2 separate regions of the Homo sapiens genome follow, and region 1 is linked to region 2. Evidence: read pairs that join two places in POLR2A ChIA-PET (ENCODE). Cell type or tissue: OCI-LY7. All regions are shown on one strand. Links, peaks and the distances in the headings refer to the core of each region. The heading gives the core; the rest is flanking DNA. Region 1 has its middle 40 kb from the start of DARS1. Region 2 has its middle 280 kb from the start of CXCR4.

Region 1 (16,183 bases), core at 4,234-12,233, 370 kb before region 2:
ATCAGGAACAGAAAAGTATTTCAATTACTCAGAAAGTAGACATGGCTGGAAAATCATAAGTAAGTGGTTATTAATGTCAAGTTTAAAGCTCTCAGGCTCTTCTGTCAGGCCACGCAGGGCAAATGAGATCAACAGGATGGTTTCTTGTTTTTTTTTGAGACGGAGTCTTGCTCATTGCCCAGGCTGGAGTGAGAGCAGCGGCACGGTCTCGGCTCACTGAAACCTCCTCCGCCTCCTGGGTTCAAGCAATTCTCCTGCCTCAGCCTCCTAAGCAGCTGGGATTATAGGCAAGAGCCACCACGCCCGACTAATTTTTATATTTTTAGTAGAGATGGGGTTTCACCATGTTGGCCAGGCTGGTCTTGAACTCCTGGTCTAAAGTGATCCACCCTTCTTGGCCTCTCAAAGTGCTGAGGTTATAGGCGTGAGTCACTGTGCCTGGCCCAACAGAATGGTTTCTAATAAAAATATTTATTACCATTGCATCCTACCCCATTCCCACTCAGTGTGCCCCTTACTTAAATGGCCGCCTTCACCCAGGCCACTACAGGGAGGGCACTGACTTGGAAGGACAGAACACTCACCACTACCTAGCCTTCACCCTGGTCATCAGTTGCACTTGATATGGCTATAGCTGGTATATTTCTATAATGATGGGAATCATAGAAATTGTTAGTATTGAGTTGCAAGTCATTGGTAATGTTTTCCAAGGAATGACCAAGTTCTGTGATAATATATGCACAGACAGGAAAAAATACAAATAAATTTAACAGCACATATAAAAATACTATCACCTTATACTGTTCATTTTGTGCCATCCAGGCATGTAAGGGAGAGAGAAATAAGATAAATTTGCTGGTGGGAGAAGCAAGCAAATAGAGAGAAGTTTAGAGGCAAAGAATTTGGGAGGGGCTGGTGAAAAAGAAGGGGAAGGAGGAAGTACAACCAAACTCCAAAGGGTAAGTGGAATTGCTGTAAGAGAGATTTTCTTTTGAATAAAAAATGCAGGTACCTTTTAAGTACAAAAGGAATAGGAAAAGAAACAAAACACATTGAAAGGTACAATTAACCAAAAAAGGAGGCAGAAGGTAAAAAAGACATAAAATGGACCAAGACTATATCAAGTAACTTTAAAAATGTTTCTTTAAAATTTTGTTTTGGTAGAGATGGGGTCTCACTATGTTGCCCAGGCTGGTCTCAAGCTCGTGGGCTCAAGTGATCCTCCTGCCTTGGCCTCCTAAAGTCCTGAGATTGCAAATGTGAGCCACTGTGCCTGGACTTAAGTAAGTTTTAATTTAGTGAAAGATTTCTGTTATTTTACTTCTTATAACTTATTCCTTAGAAAAAGGTCCCAGAGTTATGGATTCAGTGACCAAGGAGCTACTCAAAAATAGTTGCCTTCGAGAAGACTTGAATTCATGACATCTTCCTTTTTCAACTTAACTGGTTTAAGCAAGTTATTTAAAAATTGCGCCACAGTGTATAATTTCCCCCAAATTTCAAATTCTGTTAAACTACTTCGAGGAACTGAGAGTATATTTTTATGTCATCTGCACACCAGAGTAATTTGTGAAGCCCTGGAAGGGAAATGTGATTTCTGATGGTATCTCAGCTTGAAACACATGAAGCGGAACCAGAGGTCACGCTCATAACCTATCAGGAATTAAAGGAAGTGATTCTACTTGAAAGACCCTAATGTATGTTAAGACTGAAGGAGACAGGTCCCTCCCTGGCTGGGGGAGAAAGGAAGAATAAAGGTAGAGAGATGGCCAAGAGGGAAAACAGTTGTACGCGTTGTGCCTGGGTATGTGATTATCCTCTTGTGCCCTAAGTTGTGAATCTGGATGTCATTGATATCCTGTTCCAGCTTCCTCTGAATCCACTAAACTGTTGAAGCCAGGGCTTGCTTCCTGCCTCAAACTCACAGTGTAGGTTAATACACGTTTTTATTGGACTGGGATCTCTCTTGCTACCAAGGCTGAAAAGAGCAAGCTGAGGAAAGATGAAATTGACCCTCCGGCAGGCTGACTCCAACCCCAAGGAACACCATGCTGCGCATTGCAGCCACCACACAGACCGTGCCAGGGAATTCTTCCTTGGCAGCAAGTGCTCGCTTTTGATTATTTGTTTGAAGAGCATAGGCTGGGTTTGGAACTAGTTGTCCCTTCTGTGCTTCGTTAGATCCTGTGTCTATTTCTTTGACCGCTTCTCATAATATCCAGTCGCTGCTGGCTTATTGGAAGGCAAGTAACCAATGTGCCTTATTAAGAGTATGGCTTCTGGAGCCAGCCAGCCTGCATTCACATACAGGTACTAGAGGTGTGGCCTTGGGCAAGTTACTTAACCTTTCTGTGGCCCAGACTACAGAATGGAGATAATGTCTCCTAGAGCTGCTGTTGGGATCAAGGTTAATATGTGTAACGTGCCTGAAGCAGTGACTACAATATTAGCTGTTAATATTATTATAAATCTATCTTTTCCACAGGAATGTGGAAAAAAGGAAGGCAAATTTGTATATCCAATCCCTATCATAATAGAATATTCAATGCTTCTTGAATGTTAGAGGATAGTTTTGGTAGATTTGGTTTTAGAGCTCTGACCCACTATTCACTCATTTATTCATTTAGTCCATTACTCAGCAAATGTTTCTTGAACTCCTACTGGGCACTGGAGATCTTGGTAAGTGCTGGGTATAGATGGCCAACCAGAGGAAGAAGATTTCTGCCTTTAGGGGTTTTAGTGGTAGAGACTATCATAAATGAATAAAGACAAGAATAAATTTATAATTACAATTTAATTACTTTGAAGGAAAAGAGTAGAGAGCTATGAAAGAAAAGAACCTTTTGTTGTCTTCAAGTCCTGCTGTACAATGGTGAAAAATGCAGGAAGATAGAAAAGAAATCGCATATGTGCTCCTCATATCATTTTAATAAGTATAGGTGATCAAGGTAGAAATGTCTTTATGACTGATCTTTTACTGGTCCTTCTTATGCTTCGGCTCAATCAACACATAATGCTCTCTGATGTCCATGGCTGGTTAGCTCATTTGGTTAGCTAATGAGGTCAAGGTCAGAGGTCAGCATGGGTCAGCAAGCTTTTCTCCTTTCTGTGGCCAGATTGCACTCTTAACCTCAGCCATCTTGCAAAAGTGAACATTTGGTCATAGGAAGCCTGGGTCAAGAGAATGTGGATGGAGGAGTCCCAAAATTACCACAAATGCAAGCCTCATTGATCACAGGTGTCTGTTGGCATTTTCTTACACTAATGATAGCATGCTACATTTCATTGTTCTCTGTCACTGGAGTACTAGTGCCATTTTTGACCGATGTAGCCAATGATTTCTATAGTTTTTTCCCCAGAAAGGAAAATGCCATTTCAAAATAATCAAACCACTTTTGAACATTATCTCTGATAGAGGGGGTGTTGTAGAGTAGAGCAGTCTATTTCTGGTAATAATGTAAAAATCACTTGGGGGTCTTTTTACAAGGCAGATTCTGCTGCAATAGGCCTGGGTAGGGCTAGAGATTCTGTGTTTCAACCAACTCCCAGATGATGCTGTTGCTGCTGATCCACGGACCACAATCAGAAGAACATGCAACTAAACAGACAATAGTAAATCAAAGCTAAGTCAAGATTTTAGTACAACATATACCAAACCAAGGCATAGTGAATGTGACCACGGGTACCACTTGGTGGAACTGTTTATTGTTGAGGACAACTCATTGTTTATAGATAAGCTCTCCCCAAACAATGTTTCTTTTCAGTCTTTTTTTTTTTTTAAGTGGCATCCTGTTTTCCTGGGAGGGGAAGCATAAGGAAGAATTCAATATACTTGCATTTCAGAATATATTAGCTCCAGCTCTTTGAGCATTATACACACACGCACACACATATATATATATAATGCTCATATATGAGCATTATATATATATATGTAATGCTCATATATATATGTAATGCTCAAAGAGCTAGAGTTAATTCCATGTTATGCAACATAAAATGTCTTTGAAACACACACAAAGCCTTTGTTTTATGGAGATTATTTTAGCTTTATCTTCCGCTTATTTCACTGTATGTGACAAGTGTGGTAAAAATCTTTTGTGTCTTGTGTATTTATTTTTTTGGTAACAAAAGGAGACAGCGCCTTTTCCCACTGCTCAGAAGAGGCCTATTCTCCTGCTGACATGTCTGCGTCACTCCTATTGATGCTATGATGATCATGAGCATGAAGTTGCCAAAGAAACTGCTTCTCTGAGGAAATTTCCATGAGTGTGAAATCATGGGAATCAAAATTGATGGGAAAGTCCCTCCGAGAGTGTGAAAATTGCCAGGATTCTTATAGGAAAAGAGCTTATGATCATCTCCTTCACCATTTAGTCAGATGCATTTCTATTGCCTTTGGAGAAAATTGCCAAGCTCTGTTCAGTGCAAAATGCTTCATTTTTCTTCAAGTACTTTGGGTGGATATATGTTTGTAAAATTCGGATTTTCATAGTTTATTTAGTCCAGCCCCAGCATTCGACAGGCAAGGACACCCAAGAACAGAGGAATGAAATGACCTTAAGGTGTGACCTACAAGTTACAGCCAGAACCAGGATACAAACCAAAGTCTTCTGCTTCTTTCTATTGTACCTCCATGCCTTGCACCCAGGGCAGAAGCTGAAAGCACATCAATTTGAAGAAAAGTTTAGGATTGGCACATATCTTTGTTCCTCAATTTATTTAAGCAATTAATAAATACTCAATTAGCTACTATTGTGTGCCTAGCACTGTTTTGCATAACATAAAGTAATTTAATATTTATTCATTAGTTCAGTTTTTCTGCTGGTAAGCTACTCAGAGATGAGTTAGGCGCTTTAGCTGTTTATTATAACAAACTTCTGCATGTTTAAAACCTCCACCACTTTTACTCTTCTGTCTCATCCCCCTCACAAATCAGTGGCTAAGATTCTTTCCCAAGTGCCTCTTACATCACTTCTTTCCTTTCTTCATCTGCTTGTCTTGAAGGAAGGCCTTATTACCCAACTGCCACTCTGTGGTTGAGGCTTGGAGTCCCTCCTCCCAGGGATCCCCTATAGCCCTGACATTCTTTTCTCTTTTCCCTCAAAGCATTCTGTTTTTGCTGCCCTGAGTTTGCTAGATAACTGAAACTAGTTTACTATGATTCCCTTAGTTTCCTTCCTATACTTTTTGATCTAGACTCTTCCAATCATCTCCTAATTAGTGCTCTTGATCACAGCTTTTCTTCCTCCTATTTGTCCTACACATACCTGCTAAATCTATGTTTCTACAATGTGGTCATTTGCAGACATGGCCCATCTTGCCTGGAACTGCACCTGAAACACCACAGCGGTTAATAAGTGTCTTCCTCTTCTTTTTCCTTCTATCCTACATATACCAAAGCTGGGGGAAGAAGTCTGTAGTGATTCAGTTTCCATATACGTAAATTGGGGGTAATAATAATACTAATAATTTCTTAGGGTTGTTGTGAAAGTTTAGCTATTATTATTAATGAGAAAATGCCAAGCTATGAAGTAAATTTTATTTTCTTCTAATATTTGGTATCATTTCATGTATGCTAGTTTTAGTTATTTTTTAACCAAAAGGTAAATATCTTGAGGAGAAGACAATGTGTTGCCTGTTGGGCTTCCCTTTGAAGCCCAGCAATTGCCTAGTATGGGGCTGTGATCTCAGTGGGTATCAGGAGTGTTGTTCATCTGGGTTGTGCTCATGCTGGCTACCAGCCAGGGTCCAGGCCCCTCCGTAAGGCATCTGTTCTGATAGGTCAGTGCTTGTGCCACGTTGGTTGACAAATACTTGCACATCACCCCTGCTTGACTGAATTTATGGTAACTGGAGTTTAGCCTTGACCAACTGAAAAAGTTAAAATAGAGGAAACGTATACAGGCTTTGACTTTCTCCCTGCCACCCTCATAATATGAATTGTGTATTAAGAATAAGTTACAATGTATGGTTTGAATCCCTCTCATGGCCTACCTTACTTCATTGTGACTAGGTGTTTTTTTTTTTTTACAGTCTTGCTCTGTTACCCAGGCTGGAGTGCAGTGGCATGATCTCGGTTCACTGCAACCTCTGCCTCCCGGGTTCAAGCAATTCTCCCACCTCCGCCTCCAAGTAGCTGGGATTACAGCCGCCCACCATCACGCCTGGCTAATTTTTGTATTTTTAGTAGTGACAGGGTTTTGCCATGTTGGCCAGATTGATCTCGAACTCCTGACTTTAGGTGATCCACCTGCCTCAGCCTCCCAAAGTGCTGGAATTACAGGTGTGAGCCACCATGCCCAGCCTTATGCCTAGGTTTTAACAGAATATTACACAGAGGGTAGAGGGAATAATCGGAGAAACACAAAGAGATGGCAGAAGGCTGCAGGAGCAAGGTAGACCTGGATTCCCACACTGGTTGTAGCCAGCATGCACTCCTGCTCCGGCCTGCGGATGGCGCTGTGAGTGGAGCCCACACTTGGGGACCCCAGCTGAGGAGGCATTTCACAATGGTAATAGTATTTATTTATTTTTTTAGAGAAGGTCTTATTCTGTCACCTAGGCTAGAGTGCATGATCACGGCTCACTGCAGAGATCAAGGCTCACTGCAGCCTCAAACTCCTGGGCTCAAGCCATCCTCCCGCCTCAGCCTCTATAGTGGCTGGGACTACAGGCTCAGGCCACCATAACTGGCTAATTTTATTTTTATTTTTTGTAGACACAGGGGTCTCACTTTGTTGCCCAGGCTGGTCTCGAACTCCTAGACTCAAGCAATCTTCCCACCTGGGCCTCTCAAAGTGCTGGGATTACAGGCATGAGCCACCATGTAAAGCCTGGTATTGGTATTTAAAAAGCCAGATAGCATATTGTTATCGTCACGCATTCCTCCCTCATTAAGTAAGGATTTCTATCAAATAGCTGATGTAAGAACACTCTTTGTCCATGTTACACTGTTGAAGAAAAATAAACTCATACCTTGGGATGTTTTTCCTTTGAGAGGAGACCCCTTCCAGCTTTTACATTAGGAGAAATTGCTTCTTAGTGTGATTTGAAATCTCTTTTCCCACTTCACCACTGAATTTCCCGGAATCCAAACATGATGCTGAACACAAGGATATGGGGTAGAGGGTGGTGAGTTACATGTAACTCTCTTCAGCGTTTGGGGAATCCCAAAGACTTTGTGCTGCCTCCGCCCTCTGAGTTTTGGGAGTTTGGCAGACACCTTAGAAAACCTCCCTTCAGCCCTCAGGTTTGAGTTCCCTAGCAACGGCAGCCTTAGAAACTTGAGAGAGAGGGATGGGTGTTGGGGGGATGGTTGAGAAAGAGATAAGAAGAGATGACTGAATAGGCCTGGGATTTTACGCGCAGTGCTTAATTGAGAGTGAGGGGAGCGGGTGGGAAGGACTGCTCAAGCCCGCCGCCAGTGATCTCATACCAACCAAAAGGCAAGCGAGGGCCTGGCTGCCAGCTGAAAGGAACAAAGGCGGTAGGTGGGTGGAAGTGGCGGAGGGAGGCAGACAACTCGTAAAGGCTGGCGAGGCCCAGAGTTCTGGCCCTGGGAGGAAACGCATCCCAGCCTACAAAGGCTCCGGCCCGAAGAATGGCCTGGCGTGTAATTCAATGCAGGCCCAGTGACCACACTGGAGTTGTAGCCTTTTGTATTAGCGACAACAATGGAGGGGGAGAAATCAGGCCACAGGCTCGCGGTGCAGACTGGCTGGTGCGGATGTCTTGGCCCTGGCGGCAACGTGAGCTGCCTGTCAGGCCGTTGCCCGGCAACTGGACGCCGCCCGATCGCGCCTGCAGAGCGCACTGAAAGCCGCCGCAGCCGGGTTGAAAGGCATAGCCGCGTGGTTCACAGGCCGGTCCCGGGGAACAGGAAACAAAGGACAGGGAGCTGAGGCAGGGATTGCGTGGGATCAGGAGAAGGCCTCACACCGTGCGAGGGGGGACATTGGGAACCCCCTTTTCTCAAGGCCCTGAATTGGTGCTCTATCTTAGCCCAGCGCGTGAACTGCTTGAACAAATACAGCTCTTCCTCCATCTTCAAGTTCGCACAGCATTCCTAGCCCAGATGTTGTATTCCATTGTCTGCCTATTGTGTGAAAGACATAAATAACCCCAGACAAACAACAAAAACAAACCTTGTTTAAGTGTCCAGCTGAAATTCATTTGTGAGTCAGGAAAATTTTCCAAAGTAGAACCTACCATGCACCTGGTGGATAAATAGATGGAGGCTCACCATACGAAAATACATTTGTTAAATGTAGTGTGGTTCCTGGATTGCATCGTGAAATTGGAAACATTGGTGCTATAAAGCCTGTCCTTTGGTTAATAGTAATGTAACAACATTAATTTCTTAGTTTAGACCCCGAGTCAGCAAGCTTTTTCTGTAAAGGAGCAGAGGAGATACTCTGGGGCTTGTGGTCCAGATGGTCTGTGTGCCACTACTCAACTCGGTCACTGTAGAGCTAAAGCAACCAGACAAATATATAAAGGAATGAGCATGGCTCTATTTTAGTAAAAGTTTATTTTTAAATTTATCATTATTATTTTTTTGAGACAGAGTCTTGCTCTGTTGCCCAGCCTGTTGCCCAGGCTGGAGTGCAATGGCAGAGCTCACTGCAGTCTTGAACTCCTGGGTGCCAGCAATCCTCCTGCCTCAGCCTCCAAAATAGGTAGGACTACAGGCACACTTCACTGCCTGGCTAATTAAAAAAATTTTTTTTTTGGTAAAGATAGAGTCTCACTATGTTGCCCAGGCTGGTCTCAAACTCCTGGCCTCAAGTGATCCTCCTGCCTCAGCCTCCCAAAGTGATGGGATTACAGGTGTGAACCAACTTGTTTGGCTAAAATTTTATTTATGAGCACTGAAATTTCAGTTTCATATAAATTTTACATGCCATGAAGTATTAGTCTTCTTTTGATTGTTTAACCATTAAACATTTAATACTCTTTGCTCTCAGGCCCTACAAAAACAGACAGTGGGCTGGATTTGGCCTACAGGCTGCTACAGTTTGTTATTCCCTGGTTTGAACAAATGAACCAAAGTTATGTTAAATGTTAACATTAGGAGAAATTGATGAAGGGTATACAAAAACTCTCTGTACTCTCCTTGCAACTTCCTGTTCATCTAAGGTTATTCCAAAATAAAAAGCTGGTTTTAAAAAAGTATTTAATTGGAAAGCTTTTTAGATGGAATGTTTAGAAAGAGATTTGTTGTTGGGGGAGTAAATCAGGATTTGGGGTGTGTGTGTGTGTGTGTGTGTGTTTTGGAGACATGAAGGAATGTTTTTCTTGTTATTTGTTGACATATGGTACTAAGACCTCCCAAAATGAAACTCCTTGCTACACCACTGTATTGGTAATCAAGCCATTAACATCAAACAGCCTGAAAACAAAATAGCATTCCAATTACACAGAACTCTTTGACCCTGAGGGTTAGGCGAACAGTTTCAGCTCACAATGAACCAGGATGGGAACACTGGAACAAAGAATTAAACTTTTTGCTCCAATAGGAAACTAGAAAATTGTCGGCCAGCTTATTTTTAACTGCACGTGCGCGCGCGCACACACACACACACACAGACACACACAAACACACACAAACACACACACACACACACACACACTTCCGGCTAACATCTATGCCAAACAGCATACACAAGACTTTGATTTACAAACCAGGATCTATATTCTTTTCCAGATTTTACTAGTTGTGTGAATACAAACTTTCCTTTATGTTTGTCCAAAAATAGTATGATATGAGACCTACTCCTTGCTTTCCTTCAAATTGAGCTCTTAAACATTATATCTTAGGCTGGGCACTACCAGTTATTAAGAACGGATGATGATTAAGATCTAGAGACCTGCTATACAATTTAGTAACTATAGCTAACAACACTATATTGTGCACTTTAAAATATGTTAATAGGACAGATCTCATTGCAAGTGTTCTTACAAAATAATAATAATAACAAATAAACACAAGGAAATTTTTGGAGATGATGGAAATATTACATGCTTTGGTTTTGATGATAATATCATGGGTATACGCATATGTCCAAACTCATCAAGATGTATACATTCAATGTGTGCACACTTCGGTGTATCAATTATACTTCAATAAAGCTAAAACAAAAAAAGGATGCTGAGACAGTACACGGGGGCGCTTAAAGCGCTCCTACTTCCCGACTGCAGTACTAGGAGGGTGTGGGCTACGGTAGAAAGATGGTATAAAATCTCACGGGTAGCTAACTGTTGTAACCGTGGGCATGGTGGGCCGAGGGAAGCTCAGTAGTGGGTTGATGCTGAAAGTGAAGGAGGGACTGGTGCAGTGTTCCTTGACAAAATGTGAAGCAAATGGAAATTTGATTTTAGGAATTTTCCATCACCCCTGCTTTCTAGTTTCCTTCCTATTCTCACACTCTCAGCAACTCCACATTTAAGACTTTGACATCTCAATCAACATTTTTTTTTTTTTTTGGAGACAAGGTCTCAGTCTGTCGCCTGGGCTGGAGTGCAGTGGTGCAATCATGGCTTACTTCAGTCTTGACCTCCTGGGGTCAAGCAGTCCTCCCACCCCAGCCTCCCAAGTAGCTGGGACCACAGGCGCATGCCACTACACCTGGCTAATTTTTTTTTCAGACAGAGTCTCACTGTGTCACCAGGCTGGAGTGCAGTGGCGCCATCTTGGCTCACCGCAACTTTCACCTCCCGGGTTTAAGCGATTCTCCTGCCTCAGCTTCCTGAGTAGCTGGGATTACAGGTGTGCACCACCATACCCAGCTGATTTTTGTATTTTTAGTAGAGACGGGGTTTCACCATGTTGATCAGGATGGTCTTGATCTCTTGACCTCGTGATCCACCCGCCTCAGCCTCCCAAAGTGCTGGGATTACAGGTGTGAGCCACTGAGCCCAACCCACCTGGCTAATTTTTAAAAAATATTTAATAGAGAAGAGGGGAGTCTCACTATGTTGCTCAGATTGGTCTTAAACTCCTGAGCTTAAGCAATCTTCCCACCTCAGCCTCCCAAAGTGCTGGGATTACAGGCGTGGGCCACCATGCCTGGCCTTAATTGGCCTTTTCAGTTGGAGATGTTTCAGGACTCATTCCTTCAACAGTTATTATCAAGCATGGACTTTCCTTGTGTCAGGTCCTGGGTCAGCACCAGGGATATGAAGATAAATTAAACATGGCTTGTAGCCTTGAGGGTCAAGGGGCTTGGAGTGTAGACAAGGTCAGGTTCTTCAGTGTGGTTGACGAACACCAGCACCAGAATCACCAGGGATCACAGAAAGACAAATAGTGCATGATGGCACTTACATGTGAAATCTAAAAAGTTGAACTGAGAGAAACGGAGAAATAGCGGTTGCCAGGGGGTGGGGGAAATGGGAAGATGTTGGTCAAAAGGCACGAGCTTTCAGTTATAAGATGAATAAGTTCTGAAGACCTAATGTACAGCATGGTAACTCTAGTTAATAATCATGTATTAGATACTGGAAGTTTGCTAAGGGAGTAGACCTCAAGTGTTCTCACCATACACACAAAAGTAGCTTGATTGTGGAAATCGTTATAAAGGTATGCTTATGTCAAAACACTACCTCGAATGCCTTAAATATATGCATTTTTAAAATGTGTTATTATACTTCAATAAAGATTAACAAATCATTTTAAAAAAAGGAATCGCTGGGGAATGTTTTATTTACAAATGTTGCCTGCTGGGCCCACCCCACAATTGCTAAATCAAAATCTGCACAGGGCAAGGGAATCTGTATTTTAACAACTCCCTCAAGTGAATATTTTGCTCACTAAACAATTGAGATCCACTGGAATTTGTGAATGGATGTGAAATATCTTAGGTATAATGATGATGTTATGAACTGATTATTACAGAAGCATAGAAGGGGGTGGTGGGGTAGGATCAAAAGGGAAGTTACCTAAAAATGATACCTGGGGCCGGGCGCGGTGGCTCACACCTGTAATCCCAACACTTTGGGAGGCTGAGGTGGGCGGATCACGAGGTCAGGAGATCAGGACCATACTGGCTAACACGGTGAAACCTCGTTTCTACTAAAAATACGAAAAAATTAGCCAGGAGTGGTGGCGGGCGCCTGTAGTCCCAGCTACTCAGGATGCTGAGGCAGGAGAATGACGTGAGCCCGGGAGGCAGAGCTTGCAGTGAGCCGAAATCGCGCCACTGCACTCCAGCCTGGGTGACCGAGCGAGACTCGTCTCAAAAAAAAAAAAAAGAAGAATCAAAATGACACCTAAGCCTATTTTAATGAAAGAGAAGACAAGGGTGGGGATGAGGGTGAGGGACAGAGTGATAAAGGGAATGGGGGCAGGACACAGAATCCCGAAGTGTCTTTCTGTAGCTGGAGTGTAAGGAGAAACCCACATTTCCTTCTGTAGCTGGAGCGTAAGGAGAAAGGAGGAATGAATCACTGATGGTGACTTTCAAGCACTGTGATAGACAGTGGAAAACTCATTCTGAGCAAGGGATATTTCTTTCTGTCGCTCTTGCCTCATTATAAGTTCAAGTTCTCTCTCCGATAAGGGGCTCTGGTTTTTGGCAAGGACTTGGCCTTTTCCTTCACATCATAGTTTCTATAATCCATGCACATGGAATAAAAATGTGCTCCATGTCAAAAGATGATACCAGATAAGGGCTTATCAGGTCATGCAGACCACTCTGCTTTTCAGACTCAAACATCTCAGGAAATAGAGATATCTGCTTTTATCGGAGTAGGGCTGTAAACTCTGTGATGTGCAATCAAGGGAGGATGTATATTATCCTTTGGCACTTTTAAAAGAAGGCAGGCAATGCCTAGATTTTGGGGCATGGTTCTGAGGTAGTTCTGGTAAAAGAATGTGGCCCTCTCTGTCCCCCAACCTCTATTTATGCTTTGCCCTGTCATTGCATCCTCATGGGCATTTTTGTCTTCTTCCAATGTTTCTTTTCCTGGACTTCAACAGGTGGCCTTGGCATTGCAAGCCTTTGATTCTTCTGAAAACAGATGATTACGTGGTGTGGTCAGCCTTATCTTCTTTCCCATGGTTTTATGTTTCCTTCCAGGTTGATCTGGTTTCTTTGACTACCCTATTTTAGGAAGGAGACATTTTGCTTGGTAAAGCACATGAATTGATGTAGCCAGGACAGCTAATCTAGACAAAACACACACACACACACACACACACACACACAGACACACACAGACACACACACAGAGAGAGAGAGAGAGAGAGAGAGAGAGAGAGAGAGACAGGCCTCCCAACAGCTGCAGAGACTATTATCTATGTTGTTTTTCATCACTGGCTAGAGAAGAAGCTCAATTCATCATCAAAATAGTTGAAGTCACTTGAAAAGTTAGCATTTACCATTTGGCTCCTAGAAGAGAGAAACATTTGTTTTGTGCTAAAAGTGACTCTTTGTGTCTTTCAGTAGGAAGCCATGGCTTTAGGTGAAAGCAGAATGGTGACCACTTATATAAAGGTAGACAGTAGGGTGTTGATGGGTGGAGAAATACCAGAGTGAATAAATATACTCTTATTTCATTCCTACACATCCACCTACATAATCATTTCCACGGAGCAGTGGTACAAAAAATTAAAATAAAAAACTCCAGCTCAGCATATCTCAACCTTGCCACTATTGACACGTCAGGCAAAATAATTCTTTGCTGTGGGGGCTCTTCTATGAGTTGTAGGATGTTTAGCAATATCTCTGGCCTCTATCCACAGGATGCCGGTAGCAGCCCCAAACACCTTCTGGTTGTGACTATCAAAAATGTTTCCAAACATTGCCAAATGTCCTCCGAAGGGCAAATTGCCCCGTGTTGAGAACGACTGTTCTAGTAGAATCACTTACCACGTTAATAAATCAAGCAGTATCCAAAGTATTTACGGTAGCGATGGGAGGGCAGGATGTTCCAGTGGCTGCATTTTTGTGTTTGGTAACTTTCATGGACAGATCAGGCTTAAGTGGATGTGGAGCATAGTTTCACCCCAAGAATGTGACAGTCACAGCTGCAAGCTGACAGTGGAAAGGAGCAAATCCTTTTGGATAGGATATCCTGTGAGCATAATATGTGACATTCATCGGTTTTCAGAAGTGGCTTTAAAGTTTTTTCTTCTTCTGAAGCTTTGTGTGGTTGCTGTCTTCAAGCATAGAATTTTAATTTTTCACAGTTCATAGGAGATGCAGGAGAAATCTTCCTTTCTCCCTGTATGTAGTCTGTGGTTCTCCTCGACAATATGCTGGTATCCATAAAAAAGAAAAATTCAACTTCTAATTTGTGGTATTTGATTTTACCCAGAGTCAGAGAATGTTCCATAGTCCAAGTCCCATTAATCTTATGGTGAAAATTATGTTATAGTCTGGTACATCCTTCAGTAGGAAATTCCCATGGTTCCAGGCCCCCAGGGCGGGTCCCTGTGCTGATTTTGGAGGAAATCCACACTGCTTTCTCCAAACTGTGTTAAGCCTTTCCTTTGCTCTTATCAGGCTCGCTCTGCCCTTTATACAATAAGGCCCAAACAATGAAAAAGCCATGGTGAGATTTAGATGAAAAAAATCACAAAGGAAGGAAATTTGAATTACTGCTTTCACTCAAGCTCTCATTCAACGGGTCCTAGCATTATCAAAAGATCAGGGAATCATGTTATATATATATAATTATCTATAAATATGCTATTATAGGCTTATGTTCTTAAAATATCTCAATCTCTGAACTGCCAAGTAAAAAGTTCCAGAGTACTAGTCAGAATGTCTCGGGGATCTTGGAAATAAATTATGGGTACGCTCATAATTAAACTTAACAGAAGGAAGTTAAGATTGATAGTGACAATATCTTTGTTCTTTGATCAAATTTAATTTTGTCTAGACATTAACACCATGCTTAGATATCCTGACATCTTTCCATTTTTATATTGTCATTATAGTGGGATACGCATGGACATATTGACATTAATATGTAGAGATCAAGTTGCTTTCATCTTTGCAGTACTGTCATTAGTTAAGTTTCCTTTAAAGCAGCAGTTAGTCTGTGTGAATTTTTTCTTTTTTATAAGTCTGTGGTAAGTTGGTGATTGTAGTTTCACTCTATTCTCATGAGTGTAACTTAACACTATTGGGTTTACCCTGGCATGTGAGATAGTCATAATAACATTAACTTCAAAATCTGTAGGATGAAATCTAGGGTTTGAGTTTCCCTAATCCTTTGCAGAGCTGTAACTTAGCTGGAAAATTACATTTCCATTGAACATTCTATAATGCTCAGAGGCACTGCAATCAATGAGCGTGAAAATGCCAAGCACATCCCATCCTGACACTTCTTATTAAGCATAGAACATTCTTGAGTGAAAGTAATATCACAGAGTAATTTGGCTATTAAGGCAATAATAGCATATCTTGTCCTGGTGATAAATTTACCTTTTGTTAACAGTTTTTCTCCCCCATTTTAATAGCTGCATTAAGAACGGTGCATAGGAAGTTTCTTGGAACATACTGCCTGTTCCATATTGGTTTTTTTCTATCTGATTCTAACATTATGTCAAAGGCTGGATGACATAGTTCTATTCTTAGAGCTAGCAAATCCAAAGATTTCAAATCAGTATTAAAAAGAAAAACCTAAAGACTTCTTCAGTAAGACCTATTGATATAGTCCAAGTGTTATTCCATAGGTGGTAGGATTACAGGTGATTTTAAAAACTATTTTTCTTTGTACTTATCTGTTTTCAAATTTTTCTGTAATTGATATATATTGTTGTGTATTTCAAAAGCTTTATTGTAAGAGGGTTTGTGGATTCAGCTTCACAGCTATTTCAAACTACTCAATTACAGAAATATAGTATACTTTTTTATCCCTTTTTTTCAAAATATATTTTATTTTAGTTCCTTGTTTAAAACTGCAAAAGGCAATATTTTTACTCCTAAAGCTTATGTAGCAAAGAAAGGAGCAAGTCGTTCTTAGCTTTTGGTTTAGGATATTCCTAGGGAGATGTGAGTGTATTATGTATTCATTTAAGCATCCCAAGTTGATCAAATTGAAACAAATGAAAAAGTATATTATGCATTCAGCGGACTTGCTTTTTTAGGATAGATATGCTTGGAATATATTCAGATACATTCCTGATAAGTGTTTTTAGTTTGATTAAATATGATCACATCTACACAAA
Region 2 (16,183 bases), core at 4,378-12,377:
AAGTGAGAGAAGGGAAGAGTTGGAGAGAGATGGGAGAGTAAGAATTTCTTTTGGAGTGGGGGTTATTGGGTTCTTCCTTCCTACCTTAAACCAAGAGAGAAGGGTCTTTAAGATTGCCTCTAAGAAAAATGATGGTCTTTGCCAGAAGGAGATTGGCACATGTTTCTCCTTTAGGTACCACAACCCTGGGATGTCTTTTTCATGAATGATGCTTGTGTTTTTCTCTGAGATCTTGGATTCTGGATCTATGATTCCTATTTCACCTTTCTTTTTAAGATGACAACTGATTTAGACTCCTTTCCTGAAGTGTACACAGTAACCTAATTTCTCTTCCATGATATGGAACAATAGCTCCCTGTACGTGTATCACATCCACTGAAGACTTTTGCTTTATAAGTTTAGGTAGGCTATGCCAGATCTCTGGGGATAAGGGGCACTAGGCTTTTCCTCAACCCCAAGAACTCATTCTCAAATCCTTCTCCAATCAAAATGATATCCCCTTTTCCTCTGTCACTCCCTCATCCTTACTAAGCCATGCTTACTAGTGTCCCCACTGTTGATTCTTTCTCCAGTCCAAGGAAGGCCAAGAACATTTTCTCTCTGGTTCCAATTTGATCAGTAGTTGGTAGTGGGTGCCACAATGTTATAAAGAATTAGGTTTTTATAGGGGACACACTATGGTTATTCCTCACATCCATTCCAGCCCAGATGGATGAGTCTATCATCTCCTTCCCTGGGCCAGTGGCTAACTGAGGAAAGGGCAACAACCTGACTTTGAACACTGAGATGTCAGGAGAAGCCTGCTGGTGGTTTCTGGGAAAGTTCAGTTTTCTCCTACAGGTAGAGAAAGATTATCTCTCTGGACCTTGTCTTCCTGGATATGATTTCTGCTGTAGCCATCTTTCAATCAGGTTAAAGATGAAGCCAATTTTGAGGATGAAACAAGAGACAGATGGAGAGAAACCAGGTCCTTGATGACTTAATTTAGCCCCCAAATCAACTAACCCTAAAGTTCGCTCTTCTTCTGACCTTCCTAAATTCCTGTTACGCGAGACAGTGCATTTCCATGTTGTTTAACCCAATTTGAGTCGAGGTTTCTGTTGTGTGCAGCTGAAGTCAAACTAACTGATATAATGTCCCAAGTCATGTCGAATTGGTGGGAAAGGGTGCTGTGATCCATTAGCTATGTCTGTCAAAGGTGGGGGTTTCAACCTTTGCCAGCCTGTGCTCTTTAGTTCCTTATTTGCATCTTGTGCAGGGGTTATCTACGGGGTTTGTTTTGCTTTCATTACTACCCAGATTAGTGCTTTTAATGTGCAGACAGTGGTTATAACATAAAATACCCTTATTTGTATGTCTCAGTCTGTGCTTCAGCTTCCTGAGCTGCCCAACCCATTCTGCACCTCATTTCTTCTGTTCTTTTTGACTCCCCTGGTTACTAAAGTGTTGTTTATTCCATTCTTACGACTTTCTCACTTGCCTGATGCTGAGATTTAAAAATTCACCTGGAGATAGACCAGGAACACAGCACACTGCAGCCTATTTGAAGCATCAGATGGGTGGTGCTGACGATATCTTATATGAGGCTGATCTGGCCTGCTGTATGTGTGACCCCATCAATTGCTGGCTGATCCGAAGGGCTAGCGTCTCCTTCATCTGGTCTTCATTGAGCTGTGGACAGCCCTCCAAAAGCTGAATGCTCTGTCAAGAAGGATGCCCTTCCCAGACAGGAAGAGCTGTTCTTTGGTCAAAGGTATACAGGTGGTATACTGATGATGTGAAGAAACACAACTTTTGGGCTGACACTGTTCTATGAGCTTTTCTTAATTTCTGGAGTGTGCAAAGCATTATCTAGGTCTATAAACAAGAATAATAAGAGGAAACAATGGGGCTGCCATTTCCCAGCTCTCTTTTTTTTTCTTTTAAACTTGGAAACAAGCTGCAGGGTCTCAAATCCAGCGTTCCTTGTAAATTCTGAAAATAAAAATGGACGGTGCACACAGGTATGGCTTGTGGAAGAATTAATGGAACCCTCAGCAATAGACTCTCATTCTTTTTTTCTGTTTGCTAATTGATTAAAAATATGTATATGCATTGCAAAGCTCATGTATTGATCAAGAGAAGAGTGAAAAGGATAGCTTCTCTAATTAAGACTGATTGGAGCTGTGAAAGTTTAATTAATTGGATGCATGTCACTTCATTTCCATGTTATGTTGTGCACAGCACTCTGTTTTCATAATTACCGTGTTGTGTTGGGGTGGCGGGTGTCTCTCTAATTAACAGTCTGGGGGAAAAGTGATGTATGGTCCTGCTGAGCAGACAGAGTGGGTGGAAAGAGAGGACCCAACCAGAATCCACAGGCTCTGTCCCCGTGGCCTGATTCTCAACCATTTCCCTTACCCTTTGTTCAGTAAACGAGGTTTTGGTGGATGTTCCCAGAGACTGCTGTTTATGTATTTGTTCCTCAGGTTTCTCCATCAGGAGACAGGGAGGCTGGATGACACTTCCAGGGATTGGAAGGTGAAATGCCCACTGGTTGAGAACCACTCCAACAGCTTTCTCCTTAGAACCCCCAATATTCACTCCTCACTTGGCAACTAACACTTGCCCACCTAGCCATGACAGACCCTTACTGAGTGTCTACTCCGTGCAATGTATGGTGATGGGCCGGGTGACTTTGAGTTCAGATTGCTGTTCCTTACTAGACATGTGGCCTTGGGAAATTTTCCTGAGTTCTTTGTGCCCCAGTCTTCTAATTTATAACATGGGAATACTAAGACCTTCCTAGTAAAGATGCTGGGCACATTACATGAAATAACAAATAGTATGCTTAGTGTACAGTTTTATCACCCTAGATTTATTAATCCTTTCACTTCCCTGTGTAGTTATTTTTACAAAAATACTTTGTTGAATGATCCTATTGTAGATTTTAACTCCTAACTGGCCTCACTTCTGTGACCACCCTCTTAAATCCATACTCCACTTTGGAAACAGGATTCTTTTTTCTAAAGTGAAAGTTGATTATATGAATGCCTTGGTGAGACACCTGCCCAGATGATGTTTCACCTCTGTAGAATGGGAATTCTACCCCCTGCACCAGCTGGCCCCTGTGGCCGCACCTTCAGCACCCCTTCTTTTCACAGCCTTTCCAGGGCTGCCCAAACCCCCAAATTTCCTTCACACCTGAGCATAACATGCATTTCTCTCTTCTGCCCAGAAGACATTTTTCCTCCTAAAAGCAAAAGTCCCACAAATTATTTTCATATTCAGCTCAAATAGCTCCTTTTCAATGAAATTATCTGTGCTCCTGCCCTATCCCCTCCTCCCTGCTTCCCCTGCCCCAGCACTGTTTTCTTGTTTGGAGTCTCTTCCTGACTAGGCAGGAAGTTCCTATAGGCAGGGACAGGAAGTTTCTATAGGTAAGGCTGTGTCTCTGTTATCTTTGGGTCTCAGTGCCTGGCAAGCATATACGATGAAGCAGGCTTTTAATAAGTGATTGTTGAATGATGGATACAAAAAACAAAAGTTGTCTTCATATGGAACTCCCATTAAACATCTGACTTCCTACAAGACTTTCGGCTCCATACAGGCAGGGAACACGTCTGTCTTGTTCTATATTGTCATGTCCCTGTTTGCCTGGCACATGGTAGGTACTCCATAAAGAAAATTGGCACATCATGTGGTCCGTATGCTTTATAGGTTTGTTGTGAGGGCAAATTGATAATGAATATAAAAGTTTTATAGTTTAAAAAGTTGGAAAAATACTGTAAGATTGTTTAATAGAACAATAATGTCGACAAAAAGAGTCAAACCCTGTAAAATATTTGAAGGTATTTATTCTGAGCCAAATGTGAGTTACCATGGCCCATGACACAGCCCTCAGGGGACTCCAAGAACATGTGCCCAAGGTGGTCAGGGGGCAGCTTGGTTTTACAAATTTAAGGAAGACATGATACATCAATCAAATACATTTAAGATATGCATTGGTTCAGTCCAGAAAGGCAGGACAAGGTCGGGGGGGATGCTTCCAGGTTATAGGTAGATTTAAAAATTTGCTTTTGGCAATTAATTGAAAAAGTTCTTATCAGTAGAAAGGAATGTCTGGATTATAAGGGATTGTGGAGACCAAAGTTGTATCATGCAAATGAAGCCTCCAGGTAGCAGGCTTCAGAGAGAAAAGATTATAAATGTTTCTTATAAGACTTAAGGTCTGTGTTGATGTTTAATGCTGGTCGGCTTTTCCTGAATTCCAAAAGGGAGGAGGGCATAATGAGGCATGTCTGACTCTCCCTTCCCATCATGGCCTGAACCAGTGAACCAGTCTTTCAGGTTAACTTGAGTGCCCAGGCCAAGAGGAAGGAGTCTATTCAGATGACTGTGGGGTTGGGGCAGGGGGCTTGCTTAGAATTTTATTTTTGGTTTACAATAATTGCTAATGACATTATTATTATTTTTTTTGGAAGGCGTGCTCTTTCTGTTTTGGAGTAGATTTCCTGACTGTCAGTGACCTCTGAGTCCTTCTGCATGTTGTCATTACAACTGGGTGTGGTGTCTCTCCATAGAGAGGCTGTCCTCATAACCTTCAGAGAGGAATTCGGAAGCCTTTGTCAGCAATACTCAACTGAGTCTCAACCTGTCCCTTTTTAAAAATTCGATAACTCTCTGGATTTCCTAATATACTATTCTCCTACCTCAGTGACATGTGCAATAAATAATGCATTCTGGTAATTTTAGAAAATCATTTTATTTCCAGGCACTTGTCTGGAGTCAATCAATATTTATACTTATTCAAGGTTTTTTTTATTAGGAAAAGTTTTTTTTTTTCTTCCTATGCATGTTTGACCTTGTGTCAAATAACATTTTTCTCCAGTGTAAAACCTCCAAAACAATGCCCAGCCATGAAGATTGTCAGCCACACCCCTTCTCACTAATGAGGAACTGCTGAGGGAAATAAGCCCTGATCCCATGTTTCATTTTGACTAGCTCTTCACACTTGACTCTAGTTCAGGAAATTGGACTATGGACTAGTCTTCCATCTCTAGTCCAATGCCAGCGCAATTCTATTAGCAACATTTTTAGTACTGGGAGTGGGAGTTTATAAAGACCCAGGGTGATTAAAAATAAATTTGGGTTGAAATAACTAACTTGTTTCAGTGACCCCCTTTCTCCACGCCAAAATTTAATATTAATTTTAAAAAGTTCAGACCCTGCACCATTATCCCAGGTGTATCTTGACTCTGACAGAAAAGCACTGAAGGCTAGCCTTGAGGAGTTTGTCTGGGTGTGGAGTGTGGGGATGAAGGCCCTGGAGTGTGAAGGTCCGGGTTCTAGGCTGCTTCTGCTATTGGTTGGCCCTGTGACAGGGGAAGTCACTCAATTTTTCCGTGTTTCAGTTTCCTTGTCAGTCAAATGAAGATGCTGGCTCTGTAATTCTGGGTCAGTCTGCAGGCAGCTAGTCCACAAGGATAATGACTGTATTCCTTTTTGTACCAGCACTGTGCTGGGTGCCAAGGACATAACAATGGAGACTCGCTGCCCCAAAGTACCAATGCAAGACACATGTGTGCTCGGCCCTCAGTCCCCAAGCACGGTGTGCCACGGTGATGGGCTTGGGGTCTAGGTCACCAGGTCAACCTTCTCCTCCACACTGCATGAGTTTAACTTTGCCTGGGCTCTCTCTCCCGCTAACTGACTTTACCCCAAAGCAGATTGTAGGAGAACTTCTAAAAGCATTGGCTCTTGAAGGTGAGGAAGCAAGCAGAGCTTAGCTCTCCATCCTCCCTGAGAGGCCTTGACACTCCTCTTCTGCCTGGGACAGTGTTGGGTCCCCAGGGCTCACATGGGGAGGAAGTAGAAGCCAGTGCCTCAAAGGGCCCAGGCACTGTGGGCCTCCTCAAGTTATGGAACTAAGATAATGTGCTGTGCCTGCTCAGAAAAGCAGCTTTTCTTACTGAAAAAAAAAAAAAAAATTCTGCTTTGCCTTACCAGGTAAAAAGAACAGCAGTTAGGAAGTCCTCAAAGCACACTGGAGGAACAGAAAGTACAGGGGGGTTGAGGGTAGAGAGTCTGGGAGGCCACATTCAGACACTGTCTGTTACCCTAAGATAGTGGTTTTCAAATGTTATTGAGCACCAGAATCACCTGTAGGGCTTGTTCAAACGTAAACTAATTGTTTCTGATGCAATAGGTCTGGGCATAGCCTGAGAATGTGCCTTTCCAGCAAGCTCCCAGCTGATGCTGATTCTGCTTTGTGACTAGCTGTGCTTAAGGGGAGCGGCTTGAAGGGAGTACAATCTTAATGAGTGAAATATTGTATCAACTAACATTTTCCATGGAATGTTAATAAGCCATGACAAAAACCCTGGGTATGGATTGACTACAATAGAAAATTCTATGCCAGTGAGACTTTAGAATGGTGTTTCTCAAGTGTGATTTGCAAACCACCTTCATCAGTCAGAGGGCCTTGCTACTCAAAATGTGGTTCCCAGACCAGCAGGATGGATGTCACCTGCATGTGTTAGAAATGCAGAATCTCAGGCCCCACTCCACACCTACTGTACCAGAACATCGATTTTAACAAGATTTCTGTTACAGGTTGAGAAGCATTGCTCCAGGGTTTCTCAGATGTGTTTCTAGAGTGGGTGTCTTTTGGGTTTGGGTTGGGGAGGTGAAATATATGATTATTATAATCCAGAGTCATTGCACACTAGCTCAGCCTAGATGTTAGCCTGGGTGTGACCCTGGGTGGGCAATGGCTCAAGCCTTCATAGAGCATCCATTCCTGGAAACAACGCATACAGGAAGGTAGGGTGTTTCAATGTGTATGTCATCTGTCTATTTTGACAGCGTATTTTTGAAGATCAATATGCAATTGTTCTTCCTTAGCTTCTATGTGGCAGATAAACCTTGTCATTTCTGGGAAGAAGAGATCATGGCTAAAGTGGAGGAACAGGAAGAGGAGGAAGCACTCCATACCAGGCTGCTTCTGCCATTGGTTGGTCCTGTGATAGGGGAAGTCTCAATTTTTCCATGTTTCAGTTTCCTTGTCAGTCAAATGGCTCTGTAATTCTGGGTCAGTCTGCAGGCAGCTAGTCCATATGAATAATGACTGTATTCCTCCGTTATGTACAGTCTAAGCACAATTCCCTGTCTCACATTTCTCAGGGTATTGGGGGTGAATGAAATAAAAAAATATGGCAGGGTCTTTGTCCTATAAAACATCACTAATAGTATTTTTCCAAAAGACCTAGAACATTTAAAAATGATTTTATTGAGATAAATTCAAATACCACACAATTCACCTGTTTAAAGTGTAGAGTTCAATTGTATTTAGTATCTTCACAGAGTTGTGCAACCATCACCGCAATCTAAGCTTAGAACATTTTTATCACCCCCCCAACCCCCCCGCCGCCAAAAAACCCCTACCCACTAGCAATCACTCCCCGTCGCTCTCCTCCAACCAGCCCTGGGCAGTCACTGGTCTACTTTCTGTCTTTATAGATTTGCCTATTCTGGATATTTCATATAAACAGAATCATACAATGTGGCCTTTTGTGACTGACTTCTTTCACTTATATACTATTTTCAAAGTTCATTCATGTTGTAGCATGTATCAGTACTTCATTTTTTAAATAATAGCTATATGGTATAGTTTTTACGTTTGGTGTAACTTATATGTGTAGTTTTTACATTTAGGTCTATGATCCATTTTGAGCTAATTTTGTATATGATGTGAGGAAGGGGTCTAACTTCATTCTTTCACATGTGGATATCCAGTTGTCCCAGCAATACTTGTTGAAGGCTATTCTTTACCCATCTAATTGGTTTGGCACCTAGATAAGTTATTTTTTATTTTATTTTATTTATTTTGTTGAGACAGTGTCTCATTCTTGTTGCCCAGGCTAGGGCGTAGTGGCATGATCTTGGCTTAATGGAACATCTGCCTCCTGGTTTCAAGTGATTCTCCTGCCTCAGCATCCCAAATAGCTGGGATTACAGGCATGTGCCATCATGCCTGGCTAATTTTTGTATTTTTAGTAGAGATGGGGTTTTGCCATGTTGGCCAGACTGGTCTCAAACTTCTGATCTCAAATGATTCACCCGCCTCAGCCTCTCAAAGTGCTGAGATTACAGGCATGAGCTGCCACACCTGGCCCTAAACAAGTTATTTTTAAAAGCCTAGCTCTATATTAGACTCACCTGGGGGATGTTAAAAATATATCCATGTCTGGGCCCCTCCTCAGTTAATTAAATCAGAATCCCCAGTGACTCTAACGTACAGTCAGGGTTGAGAAACACGTGCCTAGGGTATGGCTCTCAAATGTGGTTTCCAGATTAGCAGCATTGGCTACACCTGGAAATCTGTTAGAAATGCAGGTTCTTAGGACCCTCCTCACGCTTGCTGGAATCAGAAATGCTAGGGGGTAGAGCTGAGCAATCTGTTTTAGTAAGTCCTTCAGGTGATTCTGGTTTACACTTAAGTTTGAGAACCATTGGCCCTGACCAGTGTTTTGCTTTAAGTGATAACAAGATGCTCTGTGGCATCAGACTCACCTGTGAGCTTTATGCTCCTGTACTTATAGAGGGCCCGGAGGGCGGAAGAACCAACGGCCCCTGCCTTGGGTCCTTTGAAGTCCGGTGTCTCCTGCTACCCATGCTGTGCTTGTGATCCTTTCTCTTCCTGGGCTGAAAGCCGTGTCTGCAGAATGGGCACATGTCCTGCTCCTCCTGCCTTTCCTTGTGGGGCTAGTGACTGCCCTGAACAAGATGTGGCTTTTATCCTCAAGGAGCTCTCAGCCTAGCTTTAGGGGACTCCTGTGACTAGTGTTGGTTGATCTTCTCACCCACCCAACTTGCTCCACTCGTCATAGATGAATGTATTTAATTCATACCACAGGAGGTTCAGTCTTCCCGTAGACTCTGGGATTTCAGAGAGGATGAAGGTAAGGAAAAAAAATTACTGTCAGTGCCACACTGATTCGGGCTGCATTCCTAGGGTGCAGAAGCCCCAGGCTCCTGTTGTATTCTCTGTGCCCAAATCCTAACCTTGTGCCACACATTCAGCACCTGTCCACACTCTTGCTTGGAACCTTACTCCTGCCTTTCTGCCCAGATTCCCTAATTGTCTTGAAGCCCAGACCCAGTGGTTTCAAGGGCTTGCAAACAAGCCGACAGATCTCCCCGCCTTTGCTCAGCCTGCCCCGGTGTCTGTGATAAGAAGGGCCTGGCACACCTCTAGCATGTCAGGTGCCCCCAGGTGTGTTTGCCTGGCTCCCATCCCATTGGCCCCACCGCTGGTGTGAGCCCTGGCTCTGACCTTACTCATGTGTCCTGCTTCTGAACCAGATCCCCTTCCTTCCAAGATTATCAGCATTTACAGATACGTTGTGCTGTTAAAGCTCTTTAGATTTCCACAACTGAAAATGTTACCAAAACCAGCCACAGCAACATGGGGGTTCTCATGTGACTGAAAAGCCTGGGAAGGTTTGATGTAGATGCTTGATCAGGACTTATGTTCTTTTTGATTCACCATCACTAGGTTCTTCTCTTTCATCATGATTCATTCTTAGGCTCTTCCCTGTGGTAGTAAGAGATGCCTATAGCAGGTGTAGATCTTGCATTTTTTCAGCTTCATCTCTCATGGAAAAGCATGAAAATTCCTTATTCTAAAGTCTCATCGTGACTCGTTGGGTCTGATCATGTCGTATGTTCAACCCTGGACCAATCTCTGTAGCCAAATCTCCTAGACTGGAGATTTGATGCACTGATTGGCCTGGATCTGTTTTTTTTATTTTTTTATTTTTATTGTTATTATTATACTTTAAGTTTTAGGGTACATGTGCACAACATGCAGGTTTGTTACATATGTATACCTGTGTCATGTTGGTGTGTTGCACCCATTAACTCATCATTTAGCATTAGGTATATCTCCTAATGCTATCCCTCCCCTCTCCCCCCACCCCACAACAGTTCCCAGTGTGTGATGTTCCCCTTCCTGTGTCCATGTGTTCTCATTGTTCAATTCCCACCTATAAGTGAGAACATGCGGTGTTTGGTTTTTTGTCCTTGTGATAGTTTGCTGAGAATGATAGTTTCCAGCTTCATCCATGTCCCTACAAAGGACATGAACTCATCATTTTTTATGGCTGCATAGTATTCCATGGTGTATATGTGCCACATTTTCTTAATCCAGTCTATCATTGTTGGACATTCGGGTTGGTTCCAAGTCTTTGCTATTGTGAAGAGTGCCACAATAAACATACATGTGCATGTGTCTTTATAACAGCATGGTATTTAGTCCTTTGGGTATATACCCAGTTTTTTTTTTTTTTGTTTTGTTTTATTTTTTGTTTTTTGAGATGGAATCTTGCTCTTTTGCCCAGGCTGGAGTGCAGTGGTGTGATCTTGGGTCACTGCAACCTGCGCCTCCTGGGTTCAAGCAATTTTCCCACCTCAGCCTCCTAAGTAGCTGGGATTACAGGTGGGCATCACCATACCTAGCTAATTTTTATATTTTCAGTAGAGACGGGGTTTTGCCATGTTGGCCAGGCTGGTGTCGAACTCCTGACCTCAGGTGATGTGCCTGCCTCGGCCTCCCAAGGTGCTGGGATTAGAGGCATGAGCCACTGTGCCAGGCCTGGATCTGGCTCTTAAGCTTGACCCTTGGAGCTGGGAGTGGGTAGTGCTCCATATCCACCACAAAACAAAATGGGGAAGGGGCAACGTGGTATAAAACATAAACATTTGGTCTTTGTCTCTGGTTTCTGGCACAGAGCTCCCATGACTCTTGGAATTGACTATTTTTTTTTTTTTCTTTTTTGCAACAGTGTCTCTCTCTGTCATCCAGGCTGGAGTGCAGTCGTGCCACCTGCCTCAGCCTCCTTAGTAGCTGAGATTACAGGTGCTTGCCACCATGCCTAGCTACCTTTTTTGTATTTTTAGTAGAGACAGGGTTTTGCTGCTATTGGCCAGGCTGGTCTTGAACTCCTGACCTCAAGTGATCTGCCCACCTCAGCCTCCGAAAGTGCTGGGATTACAGGCATGAGCCACCGTGCCCGGCCAGAACTGGTTCTTTTGTATGCTTATGAATGACTGGTGGCTGAGTCAACCTCCAGTGATCAATCCCTATTGTAGATAACTTCAGTACAGGGGTTGATTACTAGAGGGACAAAGCCATGATTACGGGGTGGAACTTTCAGCCCCACCCTGACCTCCAGAGGAGGGCTGGAGATTGAGCTCAATCACCAAAGGTCAGTGATTTCATTAATCATCCTACATAATGAAACCTTCATAAAAACCCATAAATGACGGGGTTTAAGGAACTGTGGGGTTGGTGAATGCACTGAAGTGCTGGGAGGGTGGTGTACCCAGAGAGGGCAGGGAAGCTCTGTGCCGCTACTCTCCATACCCTCCCTGTGAATCTTGGGTTATGTAATAAATGAGTAATAGCAAGGAGATTTCCTGAGTTCTTGGAGTTGTTCTAGTGAATTATTGAACCTAAGGTGGATGTTGTGGGATCTCCTAAATTTATAGTTGTTCCATCAGAAGTGCAACTGGCAACCTTGGACTTGTGAGTGGCATTCGAAGTGGGGCAGTCTTGTGGGACTGAGCCCTTAACCTGTGGGGTCTATGCTAATTCTGATAGTGTTATAATTGAATTGGATTGTTGGATACCCAGTTGGTGTCAGAGAAACAGAATTGATGTTGGAAAATATACCAAGTATTTAGTGTCGGGGGAGGGGGAAGCCCCTAACGTGGATTCCTAGACAGGTGGTACCAGAAACAGGGTTAATGGAAGTGTTGCTCAAAAAGCACATGCCTACAGTATTCCTTGGCCCTGGCTGGATTTCGGATTTGCTTCTCCGGACAGATGGATTAATCTTGTGGGGACACTCTCATAGGATACCACCTTTCTTCCAGCCTTGAATGCTATGGCTCATCTGGGAAGTGGTTCAAAGTTTGATATAGAGAGCAAAAGTTCTATAGTGGGTTGGGGGAGTTTAATGGGTGAAACTTTTCTTGAGGTCAGTGTGATATTACACATCACCTTAAAAATGCTCCTACTCTTTGGCCTTGCATTCTTAAATTTTGAGAATTAATCCTAGGGTAGTGATCTAATAGGTGAGTCAGGCTTCAGGCAAAATGTTATTATTATACCATTATTTATATTAGAAAAAAATTGACCTTGAAAAGCATCTGTTATAGGATTGGTCAAATAAATTTCAGCATATCAGCATATCCTTAGGATGGAATAATATGTAACCACCAAAAATTATACAGAATTTAAGTCCATTGGCAAGTGATACAAAATATAATTTGATATTGATATTATCATATTAACAGTATACTCAATATATAATATCATTTAAATTGTATCAACCATGCTTTATTGAAAGGACTAGAAATTCACACTCCAATACAATAATATTGTTATCTTGGGTGGTAGGATAATTGGTGTCTGAATTCTTTTTCTTATATTTTATTCCGTATTTCCAGATTTTTCTGTGAGGATGCTGTCATTGTGTCTAATCTACAGGGTAAGACCTAGAAGGGCAAGAAATAGAGTTCTCCTTTTATAATCAGGAGAAAAGTTAATAAAAAAAATTCCTCAGCAGTGAATTCTGCATCAATTGAGTTAGACTCTTATCTCTAGAGCTGTGCGAAGAGGCAAGGGAATGAGAGTTTATGGGCTGCATTGATTTTGCACTTTTTTTTTTTTTGCTTATAACCTGTAACCCATTCAGGGTTACACTTGAGTTGAATTCTCTTAGGATGTGGTGTGAGTAGGAGATATAAATACAAATCAAAGGCTGGGACAATTGGGAGAAGGCTTGTCAGAAGCACACTTAGGAAGGGGGCCATAGGATGGATAATTCCCCTGGGTAGACTCAGTGGGAGTGAAGGGCCAGGCTTGTCTTTCAGATCTGGAGAGTGTTGTCAACTGATGCTAGTTGTACAATTGAACTTAAATCACTGCTGAGGACAAGGGGAGCTGAGAGCTTTTTCTGAGGCCATGACATGCAGCCTCCAGCATCTTTGGAAGACCAGGCTCCTTAAATACGAGTCCTAGCAAAAGAATGAACTTGGGGAAACACATCTCCTTTCCCTGCCCTCTCTCAAGGAATGCTTAGGGCTCCTTTCTGAGATCCCATCAGCTCCCTCTGCCCTGCCACTGTTCTGGCTTCATATGGCTCTGACAGCTTTAGTGGCATCCCCAGATCCTGTGTCCAGTACCTCCTCAAACCTCCCTGACCAGGGTCCTTCTCTTTCAGTAGCTCCCATCTCTGCCGATCTAGAAAAGTAGGCACATACACCGTATTCCCTTCCCAAGTAATGCTTGAATTTGCATTCAAGTTTTGGCCCAAAGTACAATGATAGGCAAGAGGGACCGCATGGTCCCCTAGAGCCCTTTTCCAGCTTCTGCACTGTTGTCCCTAGCTGTGCATGTGTTTTGTAGCCTCTTGGAAGAAGGGTGCATGTACTCGCTAGAGAAGCCAACCTCCTCCTGGGATTCCTGGCCCTTCTCCCAGACAATCCATCTTTCATCACTTCTGGAGAACTATTTATCTATCTTTTTTTCTTTGACTTTTTAGAGTGGGTAATACTTTTGAATAGGTGCTACTTCAAAGATGACAAAGCATGGAGAGCAAACGACTCTGGCGCATTCCTGTTCCTCTCTGCTAGGTTCACTCCTCCCCATTGGAGAGGACGAAGGCAGAGCCAGCTCTTCCAGATGGCCACCCGATGGTCCCAACCTCATTTATTGAACAGTCCATTTTTCTCTGCTGATTTGAGAGGATGTCATAATGTTCCATATGTATTTGGATCTACTTCTGGGATTTGTATTCTCTTCCACTGTCTGTCTATTTACACGCGGACATCACTGAGAACTCAGGGCAGGCAGCAGCTATTTAAGCCTAGAGAGAGGTGCACAGCTTTTCTCTTTCTCACCTTGTTCTAGACTTTAGTTTCCTTCTCCTTTTAGACTCAGTGCTGGTGCCACACTAATATTCTTACAGTGACATATGGGGTAGATACTATGATTCCCATTTTATGGATAAAGAAAATGAGGAACAGAGAGGTTTATGCGACTTGCTTAAGGCCATACAGCTGCTAGGTAGAAGAGCAGGGGCTACAAGCCCAGGCAATACATCCCCAAGACAGACATCTAATTACCATGCCTCTACCCTTTTTCACAATGGTCTTTATGAATATAATTAATATTAATAGCTACTGTTGATTGACAGCTATCTGCTAGGCGTCGTGTTGAGTGCTTTGCATATAGTGTCTTATTTAACTTACTTTCCATAATAACCCTACAAGGTAGATATGATCATCAGATTTATTATGGATGGGAAACAGGCTCAGGGGTTACCCAAATTGCTAAAGGTCACTTGATATGTGGCTTCTGGGCTCATGCTCTTTACAATGATGCTTTACAGACTCTCCATTTTCATGATTAGGTATTCTTCCTTATTTCATTGATGTCACTTCCTTTATCAGCCACAATCCTCAAGCCTTGTCTAAAGGCACAGAGTCAGGGATGGATGGGGTGTAGGGCACCTCATGGTACTCTCTTCTCTGAACTCCTGAGGCAGTCCCACTCTTCCAACACTTTTTTGCTTTCTTAGGCTATGAAACTCCCTCAAACAACAACATGTAAATTCATAGTGCAGGGTCTTCGTCTTTTAAGGCAATTAATACATGTGTTGATGTTGAGATAGCTGATGGGGAGGTCTGCATTAGGAAAAAAAAATGGAGAATCCTAACAAACAGGGAAGCTCCGATTTGATGGTGAAGGCACTGGGGAGCTACAGAAGATTCTTGAGCAGAGAAATAAGACACCAAAATGGTGTTTAAAGAAAAGTAGTTATGGCTTATATGCTTTCTGTATAATCCTTTCCAAAGAAAGATAAGAACAAGGACAACTAACTACTAAATACAATTAACGCTGTCTGTAAATGCTTTCATCTCTGGGAGCACTTTGTCCAGCTGCTCTAAACACCTTTTCATCTGAAAGTCCCAATACCTCATTATTTTTCTCTGTAGATTATGGATCTCTATGTCCTAAGAGTCAAGAAGGACAGAGAAATACTTTATCCTTTAGCTTACCCTCTTTATTACAAAGTCTGGGAAGAGCCATAGGCAGAACACAACCCCTCAGGCAGCAAGCTTCCTCATGACAGGGCTCCTGCCTCATCTCTTGAGCCATCGCCTTTCACCTTTCTACATTTTGCCATCCACCCTCCATCCAAACTGAACTTTTCACTTCCCAAATGACCATGCTCTATTTTGCCCCTGGGCAGTTACCTGGAACATTTCCCCTCCTGTTTAACTCCTTAAGTCTTGGCTAGGATTCTGCCTCCTTGGGGCAGCCTGCCTTAGCCCTCTAAGTGGGTGCTCCTTCCATGACTTTCGGCTGCTTTCTGTAATCTCCCCATCATTCCTCCTGGGTCTGTGATGATCTGATACTTCACTTCTTTCCCTTTACTCTGATCTCCTAATGGAAAAGACCCATGTCTCAGTTGTCTCTGGGCCTGGCACATAGCAGCTGTCCAGAAAATGCTGGCACATGAATAATGAAGGAACATTGCCATGGACCAGCTGTCTCCATCTGTTGCACCAATTGATTAGATGGTGGCTGTTGGCTCCTTGAGTCTCCTCTTTGTCATCAGGAAAACATTTTCTCCCAAGTCAGAGGCACAGCAATGCTTTCCTTCCTAGGAAGACCTTTCTTTATGCATCCCTGACTCATGCCTCCCAGGTCCTTGAGTCTCCCTTTTCCCCCACACCAGCAGCTGTGCCCTTCATAAGCTCCTTCCCTTGAGCCAATAAATGAGAAAGCCATGCTTCCATTTGCCATGTGACTTTCGAGGTTACCAGGCTGCACCCCCAACTCCCCACTTTACACCTCTTTCCTGAGCCTCTGTCTTCTGAGATGCCCGCTGTTCCACCAACTTCCCACAGCCTCACTTCTCCTCCTCCTAAGACTTTACTCCCTCTTTTGGTCAACTGCTTCCTGCCTTTGATTTCTGTGATCGCTCAGCATTTGGTTTTCCTCCCCTTCTATTTTCTCCCCAAGCTGGTACTTGTCCACCCACTTCTTAAATACAGATTTTTCCAAGTTTGTGTTTTTAACCCCCTTTTCCTCTCACTAGCAGCACATTCCCTCTCCAGGGAGTTC

The links. ChIA-PET counts read pairs that join two places held together with the same protein. Peaks named below come from ENCODE experiments on the same cell type or tissue, not always from the same donor. Only the 100,000 strongest peaks of a DNase experiment are listed, where the experiment ranks them.
Region 1: POLR2A ChIA-PET joins it to region 2 with 11 read pairs; 1 of 35 experiments calls an interaction of 5 or more read pairs at or near these places.

The regions. Positions count from the first base shown.
Region 1 is chr2:136,017,936-136,034,118 of GRCh38, forward strand. No RefSeq gene overlaps it. Among named protein-coding and RNA genes, the nearest start is that of DARS1, 40 kb to the left of the region's middle. RefSeq lists an enhancer at 1,779-1,898. In OCI-LY7, for the core only: a CTCF peak has its summit at 6,433 (motif pointing right); a DNase peak (open chromatin) is centred at 7,776.
Region 2 is chr2:136,388,753-136,404,935 of GRCh38, forward strand. It overlaps the pseudogene RN7SKP141. Among named protein-coding and RNA genes, the nearest start is that of CXCR4, 280 kb to the left of the region's middle. In OCI-LY7, for the core only: no CTCF peak of the experiment used is centred there; DNase peaks (open chromatin) are centred at 5,379, 6,019, 8,249, 8,579 and 1 weaker place; H3K4me3 peaks cover 3,508 bases; H3K27ac peaks cover 5,553 bases.